Regions from separate parts of the Mus musculus genome. Here regions 1 and 2 are each linked to region 3. The links are chromatin loops, found by intact Hi-C in ENCODE. Cell type or tissue: left cerebral cortex. All regions are shown on one strand.

What was found. Hi-C counts contacts between places; a loop is a spot of excess contacts. Peaks named below come from ENCODE experiments on the same cell type or tissue, not always from the same donor. Only the 100,000 strongest peaks of a DNase experiment are listed, where the experiment ranks them.
Region 1: a loop joins it to region 3, with 4 times the contacts of the local background. A loop is called at or near these places in 6 of 42 quality-filtered maps.
Region 2: it touches region 3 in a loop (4-fold over the local background); 3 of 42 quality-filtered maps call a loop at or near these places.

Annotation. Positions count from the first base shown.
Region 1 is chr7:70,342,932-70,350,931 of GRCm38, reverse strand. No RefSeq gene overlaps it. Among named protein-coding and RNA genes, the nearest start is that of Gm29683, 9.1 kb to the right of the region's middle. In left cerebral cortex, a CTCF peak has its summit at 4,478; DNase peaks (open chromatin) are centred at 730, 1,343 and 4,501; H3K4me3 peaks cover 938 bases; H3K27ac peaks cover 888 bases.
Region 2 is chr7:70,162,593-70,170,592 of GRCm38, reverse strand. No RefSeq gene overlaps it. Among named protein-coding and RNA genes, the nearest start is that of Gm35271, 36 kb to the left of the region's middle. In left cerebral cortex, no CTCF peak of the experiment used is centred here; no DNase peak of the experiment used is centred here.
Region 3 is chr7:69,989,315-69,997,314 of GRCm38, reverse strand. No RefSeq gene overlaps it. Among named protein-coding and RNA genes, the nearest start is that of Gm24120, 35 kb to the right of the region's middle. In left cerebral cortex, no CTCF peak of the experiment used is centred here; DNase peaks (open chromatin) are centred at 4,211 and 4,836.

The DNA of each region.
Region 1 (8,000 bases), 350 kb before region 3:
AAGCTCGCTTTTGACTTGGTCCTATGAGCTGAGCCAACATGGCGTCTCCCATTGCACCGCGAGCGCCGGCTGCCAGGCACCGCACGGCCGAGTAATAGAAAACACATTGGTTACCAAAAAGGAAGAAAAAAAAGGGGGGGGGGGTAGGGGGAGGACTAAGGGCCATTCGGTCTGGAGGAAGAAATCCCTCTTTTAAACTCTGGCTGGCAAGTGAGAGCAGCCCTCGATTATTGTGTAATTAAAGCAATAGCGTTTGCAGAGAAAATGTTGGTGACCCAAGACCCTAACCCCTCTTTTTTGACGCCCTCACCCCCCCTCCATATATTCTGGAGAGTTGATTTCATGCACCCTCTCCTTCAAGAATCAAATGCGAAGAATAAAAATCGGTATCCACAAACGATCTTAAGTGTTTGAATGGTATAGGGGGAGGGGGAGAAGCCAGTATTTACAGACCTGGGTCAGTTCCCCGCGCTCATTAAAGCAGACGCTGCACTGGGCTTCCAGCGGGCCGGGACCCGCTTGGAGGGGAAGGGGGAGAAGAGCTGAGAATCTCGCTTGACGTTCCTACAACTTGCTGCTTTACTCGTCAAAGTTGTGCGAAAGGTGGTTTGGATAGAGATTTGATAGAGATGTGACTGGTGGGTAGAACCTAAAAGAGGCCTAGGCCCGCTTCCATGAGGGTGGTCGCAGGGCCCAGTTCTGTGAGAGCTCTCCTAGGCCGAGCCCCTGGGTGGAGAGCATCTTCAGAAAGATAACCTCTTTCTCTAGTAGGTTTGAGAGCAGTCGAGACTGGCAGGAGCACAGATTGGCCTCCCAGAAAGTCTTCCCAGGCCTCTTCAGAGATGGGGACCCATCATCTCTAGTTAGATGGGGGAGATCATCGTCCCTGTCCAGTTCCAAACCTAGCCCGAGCCTGGGAAACCCTATCAACCACCTGGGTGGGGAGTGAGGTACTCTGAATTCCAGGCCCCGTCAAGATTTATTGAAGTTGGGTTTTAAAAAACGTGCTTCAGATGATTTTTCCCATTTTCTCGGATTTCAAAGGCTCCCCGCAGTGCGGCTGCCTAATTAATGGTGAAATTCAACTAAATCTAATTATGCAGTAATTTTAAAGCAGTTAGTGCTGGGCGTTGGTTTGTAATAGGACCCCGGTTTTTAAAAGTTTGTTGACTGTATTGGTTTAGGGGAAAGCTATCTTTTGTATGGTAAAGAAAGATGGGGAAGGGTTTTCCTGCTCCGAAGGGGAGGGCTCAGGACTGTTAGCCATCCCACCCTCATCCCTAAGTCCTATTCAGTCTCCTTTCTCTCTTCTCTTGTTTTCTCTTTCATGCTCGGGCTAAAAAGCTGAGTGAGGTGCTAACGCTTCAAGCAGCCCCAGTTTCCTGATGAAACAGGAAAGGGAGAATCTATCCTTTGGAGACACAAAGGGCCAGACTGGTATGGGCCCTCTTAGATGCATCCGTGCAAACTTGAAAACTGGGAAGGGACTCCCAACTCCTCTAATCCAGAACAGATTTCCTCCCCAGCATCCATTGTCATTAAGGCGCAAAGCTGACTCTTAGAGTTATAAATCTTATCGTCCTTCTGATAACGTACTTGTAATAAGTTAGCGTCCCATTCAATGTGAATTGTAAAACTGCCTCACTTAATATGGCATCTGTGTCATTAAAACTCCCCCCCCCCCGCCCCGCCTAGTGACTTGCAGGTCTGCAGGTCTGGCTTTGGCGTTAACGGGGAGGTCCCTTACTACTGGGCTTCTGGGGTTGGGCAGAGGAGAGAAAAGGTGTCAGAGATAGGTTGCTGGATCCCACCTTGGGATTTTAGGTCTGGTGAGAGATGCCCAAAGGCAAAAAGGGCCTATGGGGGTGGTGTCCATCTCTCCAAGCCCCCCACCCCATTGGCCCCTGAAAATGACATTCCTTGAAAGAAACATGCTTGTGATTAGCTAAGCAAACACATGTGCTTTCGGAGTTGGTCCTTCGTTAATTAGCTGAACAAAGGGCCGTTTTGCTTTTTTACCTTTTGCTGGGAAGAGTGTGTTATTTCAGGAGTGTCGCGGGCTCTCCTCTTTTCAATTGCAGCCACGACGTTAATTTTATTGGGATTACTGATGGGAAATGAGGTGGCGCAGGCTTCCGAGAGGAAAAGCTTGATCATTACTCCCTTTGGAACTATATTTTTCCACCCAACCTCCTGCTCGTGAGGAGGGGGTTGGGGGCGAACTGCACAGCAAGTTCGGAGCAATTGGAATCAGGCTCGCGGTACGTTGATCTCGGGTGACAGAGCGTGTGTTGAAGCTGAACTCTATAATTTGCGCTTCTGTTCCTTTATTAGGCCTGGACAACGAACTAATGAGCTTTGGCCCAGTACAATGTCACTTGTATTTATTTTCTTATGGCAACTTTGAGATAGCGGAAGTGCTCCTTACCAGGAGCCAGGAAGGGCCGAGAGTTCGGTCCACTACGATGGGGATGGGGTCGGCAGCGTGTCCCCAGGGAGTGAGAACAAGCTGAGAGCCATCACAAGGCTGTCGGAGTAGAGGCACTGAGCTGTTAGGGACAGGGCTCTCTAGAAAGCGTTAGGCCCTATAATGTCTTGGGCACCCCTTCAGGCTCAGCATTCTGAGTGGAAGTGTGTGTGTGGGGGGGGGGGCTAGCCCAGGACAAGTTCTCAGTTAAGAGAACTCTCAGTTAAGAGAGTCCGAGGCTTATAGAGGGTATCCAGAGTTCGTTTTGGTGATGGACAGAGAAGGAATCCTGCCTTCCAACTTGCCAGGTCTAAGAGCCCTCTAAGCCTGCGGGGATACCCTGCTGGATGGTAGAAACATCTGCTTATACTGCAAAAGGCCTGGCCTAGCTCTGTACTTATTTTATTGGGAGATGTGAGGCAAAGGGTGTCCTAAACAGGGTCTTAGGCCTCTGAAGTTCGGTAAGTCCCTCCTATTTCTTCCTAGTTTAGCTGGAGAGATCTGATAGAAAGTGAAGAGAGGGTCGGAGGCAGCGTGGGCATCCCTTGTGCTCTGGCAGAGAGAATAGGAGACCCCCATGCGGGAATTGATGGGGACAAGGAAAGGGAAACCCCGACCTGCTAGTGGGGCGGATGCTTCCCTCTACAGCCTGAGACTTCCCGTGGCTCTCGCCTTGCGCCTAGCTTCGTCAGGCAAGCCTTGTTAATAACGCCCAGGCTCGATGGCCCCCGCCCTCCCCATCTCTCCACGCTTCATCCCTCTGCCTTACCACCCCCCTCCCCACCTCTTCCTTCCTTCCTGCAAATGGGTGTTAACGTGGGTCTTTATGTTCTGTCTATAACTAGGATGTAATCACGCGCCCCATGCCTCTCTCTAAAAGCATTTAATAAATGTCTATTAAAGCGCTACAAATGTAAGATGAATTTAGTGGCGCGGCTGCCTCCCTGAATCCAAACGGTAATGATGGATTTATCAACGGGGATTCGCCTTCAGCACAGCGAGGGAGGTTTACTCAGCAAATACGTCGGCGAGCACCCACCCAAATACAATCATTTGACCCCCTGCGGGCGTTAGCCGCTGTGTCCCTTCCCAAAGCTAGGCAGGCAGGTCAGGGTCGTCGGGGCCAACTCAGACCCAGGAGGACCAGAGGGGAGGTCTCATCCATCTCCTGGTGTCTAAATCCCTCCTCCTCTGTCAAAGGCCTTGGATCTTCCTCTCTTGGAGAGTGTGTAGGTACCTGGCCTACAGATTTACAGGTGGGGAGCAAAGGTTCTAAGGGCAGAATGAAGTGTGACATCACTGAGTGCTCCAGCATCCTTCTTGGTTTGGCAGAGATAGCGATTGCTCCTGAGTCTGCAATTGTGTAGCTTAAATGTTCTGGCTTTGACTAGATTCTCAAGGCCTGGGATGCTGTCTGACTGAGTTAGGGCACAGCTCTAGGACAGATGCCTCTGGTCTTCAGGCCTCCGGAGAGGCGAGTATGTCTATCCACCTTACCTCACACTCCTTAATCCCACTAAGACCAACCAGAGGTAGCCTTCAAGAGTGGGGCAAAACTTCTAGACCTTTTCCTCTAACCTGATCCTGTTCCTCACAACCTGACCCTGCCTTGTCCACCTGGTCATTTAAAGTTCTCTGGACCATGGATTTTCAGAAATTGGTTTGGGTTGTGATCTTTAACACCCACGGTCCCATGAACTACTATATTTTTATTCTTTTTCTTTTCTTTTCTTTTTGTCTTTTCTCTTCCTCCCCCACCCCCTTTTTTCCGAGGAGGGGTTAGTGCTGGCCTGTTCCATCAAGCCCAGTTCGCATTTGCGTTGGCTTCTGAATTCTCTTTCTTCTTTGGAAATTTCATTGAGATGTCTCTGTACTCCGCTTGTCAGTTATCTTTGTTCCTCTTAAATAAAGGGCTTTTAAATGGACTTATTGCTCCCAGCGTGGGTTCCTCTCTCTAAATGTTAGAAAATTGTGCCATCTACCCGCTATGCCGAGTACTGTCACACTTGGAGACCTTGGGGACCTCCGGACTGGCTTCAATGCTGCAGTGTCAGGGGCCGCTGCGGGCAGCAGGAGGAGGGGCGGCTCACGTGGATTTTTACAGCTCTCCGCCTGCAGCCAGCCCTCGTGGCCGCGACAGGGCATGGCCCGCGATGCGCGGAGCCTCCTGCTTTCTGGCGGCCAGGAACTTGGCTGCAGCGCTTGATCCCGGACCAAATCGCAGGCGTGGCGCCGGGGCTCTTCCCTTCTTCGTGAAGCTGTTGCCGGAGGAGGCACCTGGGTTGGCTTTAGACTGGGACAGCCACTATGGGTCACGGATAACAGAGGACAATGGGGCGAATAGGGCCTGTCCGGGAGGGGCAGAAGGAGGCTGTCGCAGCGCTGTTAAAGAGCTCTCGGCAACGGCAACGTCTGCATGGAGACTGAAGCCGGAGGAGAGCAAGAGCGGCTGAATGCCTTCCCACGGCTCTTGGCCAGAGAACTCCTGGCCCCGTAGTTGGGATACAACTTTCAAATTTGTTCTAGTCCTGTTCGAGAAAGGGCAGAACTTTCCTTAAGTGGAATGCGGTTTTGATGGAACGCTTCAGAACAAGTCAGGTGTATGGTGTGGGGTCTCCTCGCCATGACCCCTCCGGAGTAAAACACCACCCACAACCGCAGGTTATTTTGAATGAGTTAAAATGGATTAACAGTTTAAATTTTATTATGTAGCTACCCCTTTCAGATCTCCCCCCCCCCAATTTAACCCATTAGGGGTATTAGCTATGTTTTTTCCTTCCAAGTGTCAGTTGAGTATTTATGCTTTTGCAGAGGGGGAAAATCTTCGATACGGCGTATGGCTTTTATTACATGTTTCACACTGTTCAAGAAATGGAGTTTTAAGCAACATACAATTAAATCTATATTGCTGTTTGGAGGAGGGCCAAGGAACTCGGCAATCAATTAGTTTAGATCTTTTGATACTTGTTGCTAAAATACAAGTATAAAACTACAACCTTCAGGGCTAGCTGCTCCCCTCCTTTTAACAAGAAAGCAGGCTAGTTAGGAATGTCAGAAGGAATGGCAGTTGCTCTTGCCTCCAGTTTATCCTTTGAATTCTTCAGTGATACTCACAGATTTTTTTTTCTACTTCCTCCTTGCCTTCCCAACAGTTTCTTGTCTCCTGTTTTTAGCTTTGTTTTAGGATTTTGTTAATAAATTTACTTTTTAATTGTATTATTTACAAGTGACTTTTTCACTCATTACTTTCTTTTTCTTCTCCTGTAGCCTTACACCCAAGAAGGAAAACGGCTTAATATCTACCAAAGTACACTGTTTTCCCAACAAAGGCAAATTTTATTCTTTACAGCCAGTGCAGGGGGGGGGTCTCTCTTGTTTCTTTCTTTCTCTCTATCTCTCTCTCAAACAAAATAAAACAAAACAAACCCCACTATTTCATTAGTAATCATTTACATGGAGCAGAAACTGCTGCTTCTGTCAAAGTGTCACCATTTATGTCCCTGCCTGTCTCTGGGGCAGTCCCTTAGGCTATTGGTACTCTTTTTTGGCCTCCCTGCTTCGTGAGAATAAAGGAGTGAATATCTAGCCCAGAAGACAAAGAGGGGAGCCTATGGGGTCTCCATAGCCCATAAGTGGCTGCAAAGGCAGAGAGAGAGTTCTGGAAAGAGGGGTGCTGATATATTTTTAAAACCTTTCCCCTCAGCATGGTCTCAGCTCCCCCCATCCCCCACCCCCGCTTGTAGGGGTGGGGTCTAGGACAAAAAGTCCATCTCCACCTCTGTCCCCTTCACCAGCCAATGATAGCCAAACTATCACCTCCTCCAGCATGGGGTGTTTAGAATATCCCTTTCTTTCCAAAAAGGTTCAGAACCCGGTGAAGTGTCTGGGCAGAGTGGAGTGCCCCTAATAGCCTTCAGAAGTGTCACTTTTCTTCCCAGGAAGTGAAGACTCCGTGACAGGTGGGTCGTTTGCTTAGACCTAGGGCACAAGCCTGGCAGGTCACGGCTCCCTGCTCCAGTAGGCTCCCCACTGATATGACCATGAAAAAAACTTCTGCCCTAATTGCTAGAAGGTCTGGGAAACATTTTCTCTGCGCTAATTTTATATTTCCCCTTTCCCCCTTCCAACATTAAACATAATTTTGCGCTGTCAGTGTCACTAAGATTGCGGTTTGCTGATGTCTCTACTTGGAAACACGACCTCCTCGCCTCCAATAAGGAGTCACTGCCTCCCCATCAGGAACTTCTGGGGTTTTGTGACAACGCAGAGAAGAAAGGGAGGGGAGAGGGAGAGAATGAACAAGGTAGTAAAGACAGTCCGAGGTCCAAGATTCCAATGCCTCTTAGCCTGTGATGGAAGTAGAAATGTTCGGTTGTTAGCTTATTTGTTTAATAAAATCCATCCCCCCTCGTGTGTGTGTGTGTGTGTGTGTGTAAAACAGAGAACCACTTTTAAGAATTTCCTGTTGTATTCCAGTTTGTTTGTTTTTGTCCTCTCTCTTCATCGGCTGTCTCTCTTCTTTACCAACACCACCTGGACCCACTAAGTTCCTCTGGCCAGGCAGAAATTCTCTGACCCAGTGGTAGTGCTCCTAGACATAAAAATCCATTTTGTTCCTTACGTGGTTTCACTGAGGGCCTGTTCTCTGAATCCTTTGGTGACTGACTAGAGCCGAAAGGATAAAGTGACTCGGAATTTCCTTGGCTTTGTGCATCCCACCATCCAGGAAAAGGCACTGAGCTAGAACACAGACAGGTTTGGTTTGCTCTCCGCTCTGCTCTGGACTGCAGGACTGGTAGCTGTGTACTTGTTTTTCTTTTCATTGCAAAGAGCTGCTAGTTGCTCTCTGCTGTCTGTATCAGTAACTCAGAGCTACTTTGTACCAAGGCTGGTGGGTTTCAGAGTGATTATCTCATTTCCCTGGTGCAGAGAGAAGCTGCTGGCAGCCCCTGGGTCAGACTTTCAGTGGAGAGCCCATGTCAGGGACCCAACCCGAAGGTTAATTTCCTCTCATTAGCATCTCCATAGTCTGCTCGGATTCGGGCTGTTTGCTGTTTTCTCTAAGCTTAGCATTACTGGTATATTCATATTCATATTCTCTCTCTCCCTCCCTCCTCCCCCTCTCCCTTCCTCCCCACCACCAACTCCATTTCCTGAAAACCCATTTCATCAGTTTCCAACCAATTTGCCTATTTTTATCCAGGAGCCACCTTCCACTGTCCATCTTTCTTCACCATACACATTATTTACAAACATATTCTGGTTGATCTGAGCTAGGTCCTTCTCCCCTTTTCTACTTTCCCTCCCTCCTCCCTCCCTTCTTTCAATAATTGCTAGGAGAAGCCAAACATACAAAATGGCAAAGTGGTGGGGTGGAGATGGTCCTTGCTCCCTGGGGAGAAGCTGGAGATTCGTAGCCACAGTAAAGATGACGAAGGAAGAGGTGCGTGTGGTGTAAGTGAATGAGCCTGTTTACGGCGCCTCTTCCCTGTGTCTCTTCCTTGTGTCGTTTGATCGTTTGAAGGCTTCTCTG
Region 2 (8,000 bases), 170 kb before region 3:
GCAACAAGTGTCACTCAGCTCCAGGAGTCATTTCTGTATTAAGGATGTGAACTTGATTTTGTCTTTTTCTGAGAAAACTACTTTTTTTTTTTCATTAGAAATCTTTAACGTGCTTTCCCCCGACCCCCATTTTTTAATGGAACTGTGTATTCCTAAAGCAGTATCATTTACTATACTGGTTAAAATAATGCTTCTCCTATTTTTCTGTGCCCTCTTTGTGTGCATGACCTTGCTACCTGTTAGCATTTTGGTTTGGAACTTTTATTATCATTGGTTGTTTTCATTCCTTATCACTTTAATACATCATCCTGAGCTATTGTCAAGTCCAAGCTAAGCACTAATCACATATCCAGGCAGACAGGTTTCTTTTCTAGCTTGTTCTGTGAGAACAGGTAAGGACATGAACAAGTATATTATGGCCCCACTAGGTCAGCAGCTTCTGTTTGACATCTGTCAGACAGAAACAAGGAAGAAATGCTCTCATCAATTACAGGAGATCACTGAGAGCATTGGGAGTTGCAATGAGCAGGGAGCCTTCCTTTTTTTTTTCATTCAATGGATGCCATCTGTGTCTATTCGGAGGTACCAAGACCAAAAACACAACCCCAAACAATAAACAAACAAACAAACAAACAAACAAACAAAAAACCAAAAAGACTTGTACATGGTTATAAGCAAGCAAACAAGCAAGCAAGCAAGGAAGCAAGCAAGCAAGCAAGCACACAAACAGAAAATCCCCCAAACGAACAAAAACAAAGAAAACCAAAAAAATGTCTAAGCAAAGCTTTAAAAGCATACACTCCACTTCTTTAGTAGTGACATACAGGAAGCATTTATTAACTTCTAAGGCCATAGTTAGAAAGAAGCCTAATATACCGTGTTACAGCAAAACCCACACAGCATGATGCATTAAAGATCATCTGTGCTGGTCATTAATTAAATACCAACAGAATAGCAAAAAAAAATTTATAGTCAAATAGAATTTATTTTTATATTATCTTTCCAGAATCAAATTCTATTCCCTAAGCTCATTAAGGAAGTGAATGAGGGAAGGCCACTTTCCTTTAGGTGTGGAAGTTCTTACGAGAAATGACGTCGTGCTTCTGCTAATGAAAATGGTAAATTGCATAGTCAGTCTTCCTCTTTAATTTACATGATTTCTCTTAAATAAAATCATTTACTCAGTGACAGCAAACGCAACCAGCAGATGTTTGATTATTTGCTGAGGCAAGACAGTATATTAACTGATGGAAGTATCAATTGCAGTTATTAAAATAGATGCTACTTAGGAGAACTGTGGGATTCAGAAATAATTATTCATATAATTAGAAATTGGAAATGAGTCAACAGGAATTGTTTTGGCATAAAAAAGACATTTGAAATGACTTTAAGTGTGATCCTAATGAAGTCTTACCCAATGCTGATAACGTAAGCGGCACATGCCCTGTCTTAGTGCTAAGATCAATGCTTGGAAGCATAATGGATTTGGTACAAATAGATTGTGATAAATTACATGTATCCTATGGCAACAGTTTATCTGAACATCTTCAAGGCTGGATATACTTCAAAACTTAATTTTTCTCAATTAATATGTTTTCTACTTGTGTGGTCAAAATGTTGTCTATTAGCTGATGAGACTAGCATATAGACAGAGTGCATTTAGCATTTGCTTATTATAGGTGATTATGTAATTCTCCCCCTTGCCTTCCAAATGCAGCATAGAATAAAATATCAGCCTAAGTGTCATATGCTAAAGGAACTCAGAATAAATTATTACACAGTGTGAGGCTAGGAACTCCTCTGTGAACATATTGTATCAAGTGGTTATTTGGATCCAGCCCATCTGAAAGACTTGAAAACTGCAAAACTGCTTAAAACATACTAACTGAGAGAGAGAGAGAGAGAGAGAGAGAGAGAGAGAGAGAAAAAAGAAGCCACCACCACTGTGCCAACCTTGATACATTCAAACAGTTTTCTTCATCAAGTATTTTATATCCACATTAAACCAAGGCCAAGTAAGAAGGACTACAATGCTAAAATGCACACACACACACACACACACACACACACACAATTTTGTTAAACAAAGTCAAAATTAATGACAAGCAAATTCAACTTTTCTTTGTGTTTGATTTTCGGGCAGCCACATCCAAATATAAAAGAGCCATCAAAGAAAGATATTCATTAATTATTAACTCCCAACAACTTCAGAAAGCAGAGCCCTTAAACCTCCATTGACATCTTTCTGCCAGCCTCCTAATCTCTGCAAGTCTTTGGTAAGAGTTACATTATACACACAGCATGCCGCCGATCCTCCTTTTAACAACTGCGGCCACAGAGCTGTTCACTGCAGCCTGGAGGACCACACAAGAGAAACTATCATTTCTGCAAAGACATTTTAAAAGAAATCTTTGCAATCTCACATTCTGAGTTCCTGTACCTCTGTCACCTGCACAATAGTGTGTCAATAGTCTCATAGCAACATATGTGTGTTGAAGAAACTCATCCTTTTTTTTTTCCAGTTGAAGTACAGAAAGACTGATGTATTAAAATGTTGTACCACCCTATAGCATGACCAGCTCAATCTATTGATTATCCCCAGACTTGTATTTCCAAGATGGGGGGCGGGGGGGGGGAGGCATGCAGAGAAGTCACTTTGGTAAAATTTAAATATTTATCATGTTATGTAAGAAAGTGAGTTAATTTAGTTTTTCTCCATTATTATTAGTGTTTCATGGTTTTAAATCAAGGTTAACTGGCTTTCTGTTGGCAAGATGGTTTTGCCTATATGACAAACATTAAGTGAAATTTCAGACTGCTATCCTTTTAATATACGATCATGTTTACAATGACAAGTTCAGATGTGCATTCTGGACTTCTAAAATTCTCAGGCCAAAAATGCAAGGGAATAAAACGTTTGCTCATCTCCCCATTTGTAAACTGGCAACTGTTAGTTGATCATGGCCAACTAACTCACCAGTGTGCAGTATTCAGAATAAAACCTTCAGGGAGCGCGCCTCCTATCCTAATGGTAACCTGGTAGGAAGAGCAGTTAAAAACACCTTTGCATGAAGTTAATAAATGGCCATTATCTCAGGTTTTGAGCTTTTGAGATGACTTTCTATAGATGCAGATGCAGAGCAAAAAACAAAACAAAACAAAACAAAATAAAAGCAAACATCTATAGCATATGGCAGGAGGTGTCTTTCCCCCTACTTATAGGATGTTCTTCCCACATTGTAACTTCATTTCCCCTTTTCTCATTCTGTTTTCTAAAGCCAGGGCAGAGTACTGAGGCACAACTTGTGACCAAAAGAAGTGTGCAGGGATCAGGGATCCCTGTGGCTCCTGGGAAATGCCAGCACTTTTTTTTTTTTTAATGTCAAAGGAATCAATAGCAGTGAGAATTGGTAATAAACATTTATTAGCAGATCAAGCCAATTCATTATCAATCCTTCCACCTTTGAGTTACTCCCCATCTGACCCCCTGCCAGTCCTCCAGTTTACCTCTGTATTACAGAAACTAGGATGGCCAGAAATCAAAATGTTAACTTTCTAAAGGGATGGAGAGCAAACGGGCTGGTAAAAGTGGGACTCTGACGACTCACTCGCAAAGAAAGGTTTTATCTCTTTACTCTAACTGATTAAAGGCCTTGTATGGAGTTACGCAGGAGATCCTGCGGAATAATTAATGGCTGTTAGTTCCCCCCACTCACCCACCCCCCACCCTTTAAATGAAAGCTTAAATGGGGGGAAAATGGAATGTCAGTCAGAAGCTGGCTCGTACCAATCATAATAATTATAATCTATTAGAATTAAGCCATAATCATTAGAATTTCTTCTTTTCTCCTACCTTTGATGGCCTGTTTCGTCTGTTTCATTAAAAGCTGTGATTTTTTTTACAGATGCTCTTGATATTCCTATGTTTCTCATCAGAGTCTAAGGCATTCTAACGGGAGAAAATCGCTCTTTGCCTATGGAAATAGATGTTAATACCTTAGTTACTTGAAGCAAGCAACTTTTGCAATATGTGTTTCTGGTGTCCATAGTCCTCTCTATTTAGGCCCGTCCAGCATTTTCTTGTGTTCTGTTCCTGCCCAGCAGCTGGACCCTGACCTTCAAGTTTTTTTTTTTTGAAAAAGAGAGAGAGAGAAAAAAAGAATTCTTTTCAGATTGCAAGTTTCCCCCTTCTTACCCTCCCACTGACACCATCCTATTCAGAACTGGAGATAACTTTATTCATCTACACGTCATTGTATCAAATTCAATAGGCAAACTGCTTCAACAAGCGTCTGAGCTGCTGCGGACAGTGATGTCTTCATCCCTGCACCGTCCCCAACTGGCCCCCAGTGCAATTGGATTTTTACCACCGTCTTTTCAGGCATGAAATGAGCACAGTTTCAAAAAAAAAAATAATTTCAAACAAGTGTTTCATTACTCCTCTGGGCCACTCTAGATATATTTTCCCAGTAAATTTTTCAATTGGGTGGACTACATTAGCAGCAGGCTGCTCTCTTGTGATTCCACTCTACCTGCTGGGAAGGAAGGAGAGATCTGTTTATTCATCAAGTTTCTTAAACTGCAGAGATTTTGATGAAACGTGTTTGTGTTGCATCTGAGTGAGAAATTCAGACACAAACTGTAGGGAGTGATACCAAGGCATGGCTTTCACACGGGGTATTTATTGCCTTTAGGTTGCTGGACTCACAGAGAAATTCTGTGTTCAGAAAACAAAATACCAAGCCTGCCTCCTGATCGATTTGGGAAGAGTGGGAAAATCTTCTACCCCCGCCCCTCTCTTTTTCTCTCCCACCTCTCTGCTCTGCAACATGTTGGCACACTTTTCAGAGTTTGGGTTCGGACAAGAGGGAAAATAGAAGTTGCTTAAAGTCAGGAACATCAGATAAGTGTTTGATGTTGGACGTCCTTGCTACAAAAATCAGTCTACTGTCTTGAGCCAGGATGGCAGGGCATCAGATTAGTTTCCTGGGTGGGAATTGGCTTTCCCCTTCTGATCCCCCAAAAGGTAGTGAGTAAGCTTTAGTCAACAATATAGCCTTTTTATTTTCAAGGTGGATTGTTCTTTGAAATCTTCACAAGGATTCCTTTTAAAACAAAAGATCCTTTAGGATTCCGAGTTAAAAAAAAATCCAACCATAAAAATCTGGCCTCAAACAGTTCTGAACTCAGTCACGTATCCTTGTCCAGGCCTGAGACGTCCCCTCCCCCATATCAGAATGCAAAGCCTGAGAGCAAGTTGAATGATTAAAATTAAATAGAGCATCTAAAGTCCTTAAACCAGCCAGCTATTATAAAACATTCTAGATCCTGGAGATGGAAAGGGAGAAAGATCTTTTAAAAAGCAGACTTTTACCATTGAGTAGGCGTTTTTCTCTGCTAGCTTCTATATGTTTATGTAGCGAGTGTTACAGACATTTGGAAGGATTTGAGAGTTTCAAAAGAGAGAAGTTTATACATTAGTGCTGCAAGTTGCAAAACACTGTTGATATTCAAATGTTTATTGTGCAAAATCTGGGATAAGCTTGGGCATGAGGGCCCCTTTAAGTGCCTACAACCCTTGCTAATTCCCCTCAGCATTGAGGCGCGCACAAAGGCCTTAATCCAATTCCACTTTTTTTTCAGAAAGCCTATGCTATTTTCCCTCACATAAACTAACAACACTACCCCATCATGCTGCAGAGTGGGTCAAAGAAAGAGCCCTCGCTGTTTATACTTCAGCAACACCGTGTTTCTCAGGAAAGCATTGGGTGGGACTTGAAGTGCTTCCCCCAGACCCCAAGACATCTCTGTGGAGGCAGGGTGTTTCAGACACTAAGGTGGTAATTTTTAAGGACAGAGGAAAAATGTCCTGGGGGCCGGCAAACATTCATGCATCTGTTATCTGTGAAAAGAAATTGATTGATTTAGCCACATTCCTGAAGTTCTGATTTGAATGACACAAGTCAGGCTTCCTTTGATAAGAAAACACGCACATTTTGATAGGGCAGCGTTATTTTCTTTAGAGACTGTGTCTTCCCTCTCCTTTTCTATTTTACCCACGCCACCCCCACCCCTTGATGTTGGTCTTCCTAATTTCCTGAAAGAATTTCTTACAGTTACCTGAGGACACTCATTATTTTTTCTTTCAATCACTGATTCCTTTTTATCAAAATGAGAAGTTGAATCAGCACAAATTTCAGGCATCTATCGTTCCTTCTTTTTAAATATCCTTCCTTCCTTCCTTCCTTCCTTCCTTCCTTCCTTCCTTCCTTCCTTTCCTTCCTTCCTCCCTACTCTTCTCTTTCTTTCTTTCTTTCTTTCTTTCTTTCTTTCTTTCTTTCTTTCTTTCTTTCTTTCTTTCTTTCTTCCTTCCTTCCTTCCTTCCTTCCTTTCTTTCTTTCTTTCTTTCTTTCTTTTCTTTCTTTCTTCTTCCTTTTCTTCTTGCTTGCCTTCCTTCCTTCCTCCCTCCCTCCCTCCTCCCTCCCTCCATCCTTCCCTTCCTCCCTCCTTCCCTCCACTTCCTCTTTCTCCTCCTCTTCCTCCCCCTAAACCTCCTCTTCCTTCTTCTTGTGACTCTGAGTTTGGTGACAATTTCTAATTTAGGTGCAGATACTGCTACAAGACACTAACACCCGGGCTTAGCAGTGGAAGCTACACATTTGCCTCTGATTGTGAGGACACATGAGTGACTGATTACTTTAGTAATAAACTAAGTGAGAAGCACATTGGAAACAACCATGGTTCTATCCCAGTAGTACATTGCAGGGAGGGAGTGGAGAGCTCTTGAGTCGGGGTCAGAGCTGGACTTTGGCAATGGGTGTCAGCTAATATCAAAGCACATGGAATTCTGGATTCTGATTGGAGAGGAATCTGTCTTGTTTTATTGATTTCTACTCATGACATCAAACTGACGAAATATGCTTTTGCAATTTTTCAGTGTCTTTACTTTTCCATGAAGGCCATGAGAAGAGACTCTGATGATTCCTGTCAAGTGCTTGCTTTAGAACTGCGGCAGCACCTCATCGCCCTGGGACATTACACTCATAGGTACATTTCTATAAGAGAAAGCAAGAAAACAGTTGGATAGAGGGTTTTGTATATTTTAAAAACACTAATCTTTATAATGAGAGAAAGTTGTGAAACACTGTAAAATCAACTTTTTTTTTCCTCTGATTCTCAACATCGATCTGGATTTCTTCTGGAGCAGCAGTGTCTGGAATCCACTGTTTGCATATGCTGCTGCGCTAACCTCTGAGAGGCTGTGAAGACAGGATTTTCTGTAATTAGTTTGTATAAGAAGAAAAGAAAGTCAATGGTCTCTCAGAAATTAATTATGTTTTAATGTCTGTACACCTGGACGGTAGTGCACGGATGTGTGCGACCCTATTGCTTGGGAAGGATCAGGAATTTGAGGACAGTATGGACTGCAGGAAGAGATTGAGTCAAAAACTAATGAATAAACAAACGAATGCAACAAAAGGTTGGGGACAGGGCTCAGCGGGTATGAGCCATTGTTCTGTAAGCATCAGAACCTGAGTTCGAATCCCCAGCACACACAACAAAGGCCATGACATGGCTGTACAGGCCTGGAATCCAAGTTTGGGGGCAGTTACAAGGAGATGCTGAGAGCTCACTGGCTAACAGCCAGCCAGCCTAGCCTAAACAGTAAGTTTCTAGTTCGGTGAGAAACCCTGATAGTAAATATTGTAAATACAAAATAAAACAAACCATGATAATAACTGGAGAGCCATTAAGAAAAACACTTAATGTTTTGCCCTGGCGTCTCCATATGCTGGTACAGGCACCTGTATCCACATACTTCTGTAAATGTGCCACAAACACATGGCTACTTCCCCCACCAACTCGTGAAAAGTCTAGTAGGAACACACACACACACACACACACACGTAAAAATACCGACAGCTAGTAAAAACAAAAGTTTGCATGAAATAGCTTAATGAGGAGTAATTCAGACCTCCGGAAGCAGGGCGAATCCCACT
Region 3 (8,000 bases):
TTTATCGTTCTACTTGGTACACAGTGACCTTGAGCAGAATGCATACCGATTGCTCCTGTACACACTCCAGAACTTTCTTCCACAGCTGTTATCTCAAACCAGGAATCAAGGGTAGTTGCTCCTCCCCCTACCCCCATGGGTCTAATTCTACAGATTGGCCTGGTGCTCACTAAGTAACCTAAGCTACATAGCCTAGGAAGATCAAACAATCTCCCTGCTTCAACCTGAATTCTTACAGGTGTGTCAGCATGACACATTAACAGATGCCAGATATGAAATATACTTTTGTTTTTCAAAAGTTTTTCGAGACAGGTTTTCCTCTGTGTAGCCCTGGATATCCTGGAACTTACTCTTTAGACCAGGGTGGCCTCAAACTCAGAGATACACCTGCCTCTGAGTGCTGGGATTAAAGGTATGAGCTGCCACCACCTGAATCTTAAATATATTTATGAGATTAATGTTCTCAAAATTAAAGACCAAATAGATCTTAAAATGTTAGTTAGTTCTATGAATGGAGAATAATATATATAGCAAGAAACCATTGAAACCTAACATTTCCATAATTTAGAGGGTTTTTTTTTTTGGTTTTTGCTTTTTTTGTTTTTATGTGGCTTGACTAAGGACAGCTAATCTGACTTTCTTCTTTTATTATATTTATATTATCTAAAACAATTTTAAAATTTAAATTGATTTTGATGATGTTCTTCCTCACCCCCAAGTCCTTCACAATTTCTTCCCTAACCCAAACAAAAGCTCAATACCAAGAAAACAAACTAAAACAACACCCAAATAGAAAAACAAATAAAAAGTAGCAAACAAACAAACACGCCCAAACAGAAAGACAACACCAAATATAAGCACATAAAAAACTGTTGAGTCCATTATGTGTCTGTCAACTACTCCTGAACATGAAGTCTAGCCTGGAGTGGTTGATACCCAGTGTTATGCCACTGGGAAGACTAGTCTTTCCTCCCCCAATAGATAGGTATAATGATAGTTTAGTTGTTAACTTTTACCCTAATGGCTATGTTTTCATTCATTCATTCATTCATTCATTCACTTGTTCATTCATTCATTTGAAAAACAACAAAATAAAATATATAATAAGATAAAACAGAAGTATCACATCTATTCTCTTTAGAACAAACCAAAAGAAGGAAAAGAATCCAAGACAAGGCATAAGAACCAGAGACCCACTTTTTTGCACTCTAAGGAATCCCATATCAGAAACTAAACTGGAAGCCATGATGTACAGGCTGAGGACCTGATGCAGACCCTGGTGGGTCCATATATGCTGTCACAGTGTACGTGAGTCGTTAATGTGACTTTCAAGGGGGATAAAGTCTGAAAGGAAACAAAGATGATAGACGCTGGCATTGATTTCCACTTATACCCAGCATTTACAACAGGAAAACACCAAGGGGTGCATCCTAGCTGTGAGAGAATCTGCAAACCCAGTGAATAAATTCAATCCCAGCAGGAGCAGAAGAGGAAACATCTCTGCTTCTCTCAAGGGCACTGCTTCACACAGCTTCTACACAGAGCTTTCTGCTGGATTTCCCCAACGGGAGGCCACCTGTAAGAACATGTGACCTTTAGCCTTTGGCTGCTTGGTACCATCCCACATAGTCAAGCATCCATGGCACACTATATTCTGTGTGCCACTAAGTCAGAGATGGCTTTTCTGAAGTGCACACCTGTCCATTAGGAGTGGCAACCAGGCTCTCAACTCATTTCACATAGGATTCTGCAGAGTGGTGGACGGTAATGACTTTGGAGTGTTTTGTCTTTGACAATAAGCTGGAATCTTGACTATGCAATTGACTGCAACTACATAAATTGCTATTTGGAATGAATCTTAATATATACACTTGTGTATATGAATACAGCTAGCTGCACTTTCCCCATACGATCATGGTTGTTAACATCCTACCCATTTTAAGTGAGCAAATTTGAATAAAATGGCTGCGTAATACATTCCGTGTTAACATCGGCAATTTAAAAAGCCCAAGGATTAAAAGTTAATTCCATCCTTTTAATTCAAGGGACATATAAATGGCATTCTGGGTAGAGCCAACTCCTCTTTTATCCGTCCTTTCATGCTGCCTCCTCACTAATTCTTGGTTGTTCAAATGCTACCTACATAATAAAAGCCTTGAGTTAATTTACTAAGATTTTACACCAGTGCAAATGAAAGAAAGGAAAGTGCTAAACAAGGCAATTAGCACTCTGTTTAGTGCACTCCCAAAATAAATGTAGGCAATTTACAATTTGGCAAATGGTACTCTATCCAGATCCAACTCATTTATGCCTAAGGGGGTGGTACAGTTCATTAGGGGGAAAAAGTGTTTATATATATTATGCTATTGAGGCCCAACCCATTTTGTTCTTCAGCAACAGATGTGACTCCTCCCGAGGTTTATTAGTGTGTCTTGCAGAAAAATGCCAAACTATTATGCTTTACAAATAAATGGTCCAAAAAAGAATGCCTTTTACCATCGAGTCCTCAGTAGCTGGCTTTTTACAAGATGGGGGTGTGTACCAGTGGGCAGGAGATGATTTAAGACATTTATAGTGATGGGGTGGGGCCTTGCTCATAGCTGGAAGCATGCATTTCGGTCTGATTCCAGTTGCTGGGATCTGCTGGAAGTGTGCACTTGAAGTACTGCTGACTTTCTTAATTGACAGGGAGGTTGCTCCAAGCCTTTCATGTTTATTCTTGTAAGCCTCTTATTAGCGCAAAAATAATAGATGTTGTTAATGCGGAAGCACAACCGACATTAATATTTAAGATGCTGGAATGATAAAGGTTAAACATGTGTTTATATTGCATTTGAACAAAGAGCTTTACAAAATAGTTTGGAAACATCATGATGGTCCAAACTTGTTTCACCCCACTTTGAGGCTCTCCTTCTTTGGGATTTACTCTTTATTTTAGGAAGATGTAGTTCTCCAAGGCCACACTCAGAGACCATTCTCCTCCGGAATTTGTAATCCTATTGGAAGGGATTTTTTTTTTTTTTATGGCATCTACATAAGGCAGGTGCAATAAAACCACCAGCCTCTCTTTCATTGTTTATTTCTGAGTCTGCATAGTTCCATTCAGTGGGGAGGGGGAAAAAAAAAAGACAAGGCAAAGTAAAAGCATTCTTTTGTGCCCTCTAGCTGCTAGAAGCACAAATAGAAAATACAGTTCTCTCTTGACTAAATTCACCTAATCTAATATGGGGGGCGGGGGAGAGGGAAAACACATTTACTATGAACTAAATCTCCTTTTTCTTTACATAAGTAAAGATATCCAGGTAAATAAAAGTTTACCACCTTGGATTCACTGTGCCTTCATTTGCATGAGACAAAGCAAAGTAATAATTCATGAGGGGCTCTCAGAAAATTAAACTGGGATATCACTTTGGTGGAGCAGCTAATGAATATGACACACACAGTTTGAACTGGCCATTGCTTTGAGTATTGATCACTGTTTTTCATTTTTTAATGGACAAGGAGTAGGAATCTCAGTGACTTTTGTTTGTTTTAGGGACATTGCAAGTGCTTTTGGCATCTTGAGGAAGCTAGGAAAGGGTATGCAGGCTAATGAAGATGAACAGGCCCTGAGGGCTTCCTGGATATGGAGTCATTCTCTTTCAGGTCCCCACTAAAGAAAATGTTGATTTGGGGGAAGATACTCTTAATAGCAGTTGGAGTTACAGTCCTTTGTATCCAGGCTATAGCTCAAAAGAAGAAGAAGAACAATAATAACAACAAATGTGTGTGATGTGACTCTCTTACAATGCAGAGAATATTCTGTGTAGGTGAATAGAATTATTGGAAGATTTCACAGAGGAATACCCGGAAACCTGGAATGCCTACTTTGCTGCACAATTCATGTGTGAGGAGGGAAAGTCTCACAACTTGGAGCGAATCAGTCGTTCCAGATTGTGTGTATGTAAGAGAGAGAGAGTTTGAAATGTGCAGAATTTAAACACAACAATACTGCTATCCAGGTTTCTGAAGAAAATGGTTCCAGAAGTGCCGGGCATTCTCTGTGCATCCTGGAGAGAGTGAGTGCATAGGGGGAGGGGTGCCTGGGGGCGAGAAGGAAGTTGAGCTGTTTAATGATTCAAGGGGATCTACGAGAATACTCTTCCCCCACTTCCTTCCCTGAAGTGAAGGCACAGTTCAGAGGACTCAGTTGAGGAGCCTCACAGCCATTCCCAGCAATTCCCGGGACGTGGTGAGTTCATCCGAAAGGGCTCTGTCTCAACAGATGTTCTAAGTGGCGCCTCCTGAGCCGCTCCTGTGTGGTGGAGAAATACAGAAATCAAGCTAAATCAAATTAGGCAGCGGAGTAAGAAAATAAAGGTCAGGTCCACCAGCAACCGACGAAACAGCCTAAGCCAATATGGCCATCTTCAGTCAGGAACTAATTAAGGGCTGATTGTCCTTCTCGGCGAAACCTCAAAAATGCATGGTGGTGAATTATTAAAAACAACAACAAAAATAATGCAAAATCCCCGCTCTCTGCAGTATGCCAGATGAAAAGATAAGGAGACATAATATCCAACGGCACCGTGCCTCTCGGACACAGATAGTCCCTAAATCCCCAGCTCTCTTTGTTTTGATTACATTTTTTTTTTCATCCTTGAAGGGAGCAGGGAGGAAGCCCTGAGCCTGTCTTGTGTTCCAGCTCCCTTACCTTTGTCTGCCCGTCTCAGCTGGTATTTAATTGGTCAGCAATAGGAGGGAAGTCTCCTTTGAGGTAATGAATATTGACTGTTTATGTTGAAATGTCACTGTGAAAAGAAAGCCCAGCACCAAAGAAGGAGAACCCAGTGTGAGCCTCCGACACAAAGGAGGCATGGGAGAAACCAGGCACTGAAAAGCAAAGCCGCTGAAATTCAAAGAACGCACCAAGTAGAAATGGCCCACATGTGTGGGAATTTTAAGTTAGCTGTTGGCAGGTGAAAAAGTCATTATTGTTACCTGTTAGAATCCAGTGTAATTTCATGTTTCCTCCAAAACGGCCTTAGAGGCCACAATTCATGGGAATGCTTTCATTCAGAAACCATGCTCTTCTTTCAGGGAGTAATTTCCACTTGGTGAGAATGAGGTAACCCTCACCAGCCCTGGTAACAAAATTCTAACTGGTAGGAAGAGGGAGAACACGCTGCTGCTACTGTACAGAGACTGCCAGGTTCGCCTTGCTAGCTTGTGCATTTTCAAACAGATCCACTGGACTGTTGAAGTTTCTGTGGTGGCAATTAGAGATTTTCAGGTAAACAAGAAATGCAAAGGAACACATTGTCACAGGCCAGGTCTAGTGTGCTAATGAGCTTTGCTGTGTTGAACACATTATTAGTTAATAATTTGGGATATTGCCTTCAGTGTTTCTTGGTCATTTGAAAGTGTCTGTGAGCTGAGAGCTGATAATGATTCCTTAACCCTTTCTGTTCTGTCCCTTGAACCTTGATTTAGGTTTGATTTTGTGGGTGAGCTTTGTCTTATTCAGCCATAATGGATTTTATGTCACTTCCTGAATTGGACTTTCCGTTTTTAATATTTTTTTCCCAGATGGTAATCAGCTGGATGGGTAATATCAGGAGAAAAACCTTAAAGAAAAAAATAGTCTAGCAGGCAGAGACTAGCCTATGGGATTTTTGAAACATGGGGAGAAACTTTGCTAAGTTTCTGATGTTTAGGAGGAATCTGTCGCACTCCTTTGGATTTCACAATATTTTGTAAGTGAATGGTAATCACAACATTACACATCTTGCATATTTATTATGAAAAGGAAACAGGACTGAACCAAATGTCTAACAACGGAAGGACTGCCACACTCATGGATTGTATAAAGAGGTTGGGAAATGAAAATAAACATCAAACTTAGGTTCCTGGTTCCCATCAATGGGGAGTTGTATTTACCGTTCACATGTTTCAGTTGACACGTTTGAACTGTATCATAACGAGAACTCCACCAGGATGAGTTTCTGAGACAAGAGCTCATTACCCTTTCTCTTTGGAGCCAAAATGCAGAAGAGTTTATTGTTTTTATCACCCAATCATTCAATTAGGTTGTTTTCTTTCTTTCTTTTCTTTCTTTCTTCTTCTTTATTTTTTTTTAAACCTTGATAAATAAAAGATGACATGTGCACTCACACCCTGGGTCAGGTTGGACAGCTAACCTGCGACACTCACCTACACTGAACTAACAAGGAGCACGCCCCACAGAGAGTGATGTTTCTTCATTAGCAAGCTCCATTTCACCTTTAAAAACCCTGGGCTTCCCGTTTGCCTTAAGTGAGATTGAGACGTCTTAGGTCTCTCAGTGACATTTAGGAATCCTCCAAGACAAAAAAAGGGGGGGGGGAGAAGTCATCACTTCTCCAGTTCACCTGCAAAGAAGATGTCATTAAAAGAGGGAACAAAATGAGACCCTGTCAACTTGTTAGGGCCCAAAAGGTAATTCTGCCATCAGCTCTGAAGAGGGAGGGTGATACACAATCCTATCATTACTGACACAGGAGAACCTGCCAGTGTCAAAGGTGCTGTCGTCAGAAAAGTTCAGGTGTTGCTAAATTCATTAATGTGTCATTTTGAAAGGAGATGATGTCATTCTGTTGTCTGTGGGGATAAAAACTGGAACCCACTTGCTCCTGTCAACACACTATCTTCTTAATTTCGTTTGTGCTGCCCCCTGTTTGCCATCTGTAAGAGGTTAAGGGCCACGGGCGATGACGTCTTAAAAGGCTACTAATATTTGACATATCATTTCAATCTGTCTTTTCATTGCCAACCACCCCTACCATCAAAAATATTCTATGTCGTTAAATCCGCACTACTTCTGGTAGTTTGCTTGCATGGATTTTGCTAATGAGAGTAGTAGAGGAGACATGGTTTTCATTATTAAAGATAAACACACTCACTTTCCCTTATGAGATTATGTGGTCCTATATAACAATAACAACTTTCAATAGGAATTCAACATTGAAATGTCCTGAGATTGAAGAGATTCTCCAAGTCTTCAGTGGCAAAGCCTTCCTTCACTAAATTTATTTTTTAAATTTAATTTTATAATTGATTTATCAAATAAATTTAATTGATAAATACTTCTACCATGAGCAGCATGCAAATGAATGTTATGCATTTGGTGTGATAAATGGTATGACTTAACATCTCACTGCTCAATCTATATGAAAAAGTATTAGATATTACGAAGAGACAAAATATTAAATTCATTTTGTGAACACCACAAAACACTTTTACCAATAATGAAGAATTTATTTTCCCCTAGATATTATAAGTGATGGTTTCCAAAGACAAGTCACACTCTAATAATATGAAATTTTAAACCTTAAGTATTTTAACAATGTAATAAATGTCTAATTGTCATGTTGATCATCTTATACCTTGATCCAATTGAATATTTGCTTATTAAATTCTTTTTCAAAGAAGGAGGTGGTGGGATTTTCAACCTTCTCCTAGAAAATTGCAAGAGGCAGAGGTTAAAGAAATGACAACTAACTTTTCTAAATAAAACTATCGACTACTTGTTATTAAAATTGCTTGCATATTCAACCAATTAATGTTCTAATGATTGAGATTCAGTTTTGTATATAAAAACATTGAACTTAGGAAGTATGCCATGTTATAGTTATCACATCTTTGTTAACTAAGAAACATAGTCTGTGTCACAGAAAGGGAAAAAAAATCTTTAAATAAGACTGTGTACAGTACTAGAAAACAAAGCCTTTTGTCAATCTTCTTCGTGTACCCTCAGATTATACACCTCACCTTCTCACCTAATTCTATCTCCTTCTTAGTACCCAGTTTACTATGCAGGTAAATCGAGTTTCTTGAGTTACAGAAAACAAATATTTTGTAGACAGATATTTTACTGAAGATAAATCTTGCCTTTTCCATTTCCCCATTTTAATTCAAAACTAATTTTCTGCCTCAAACAGTCAATTCTGCCTTAAAAAGGAATTGTTTCTTGGTACTAAGAA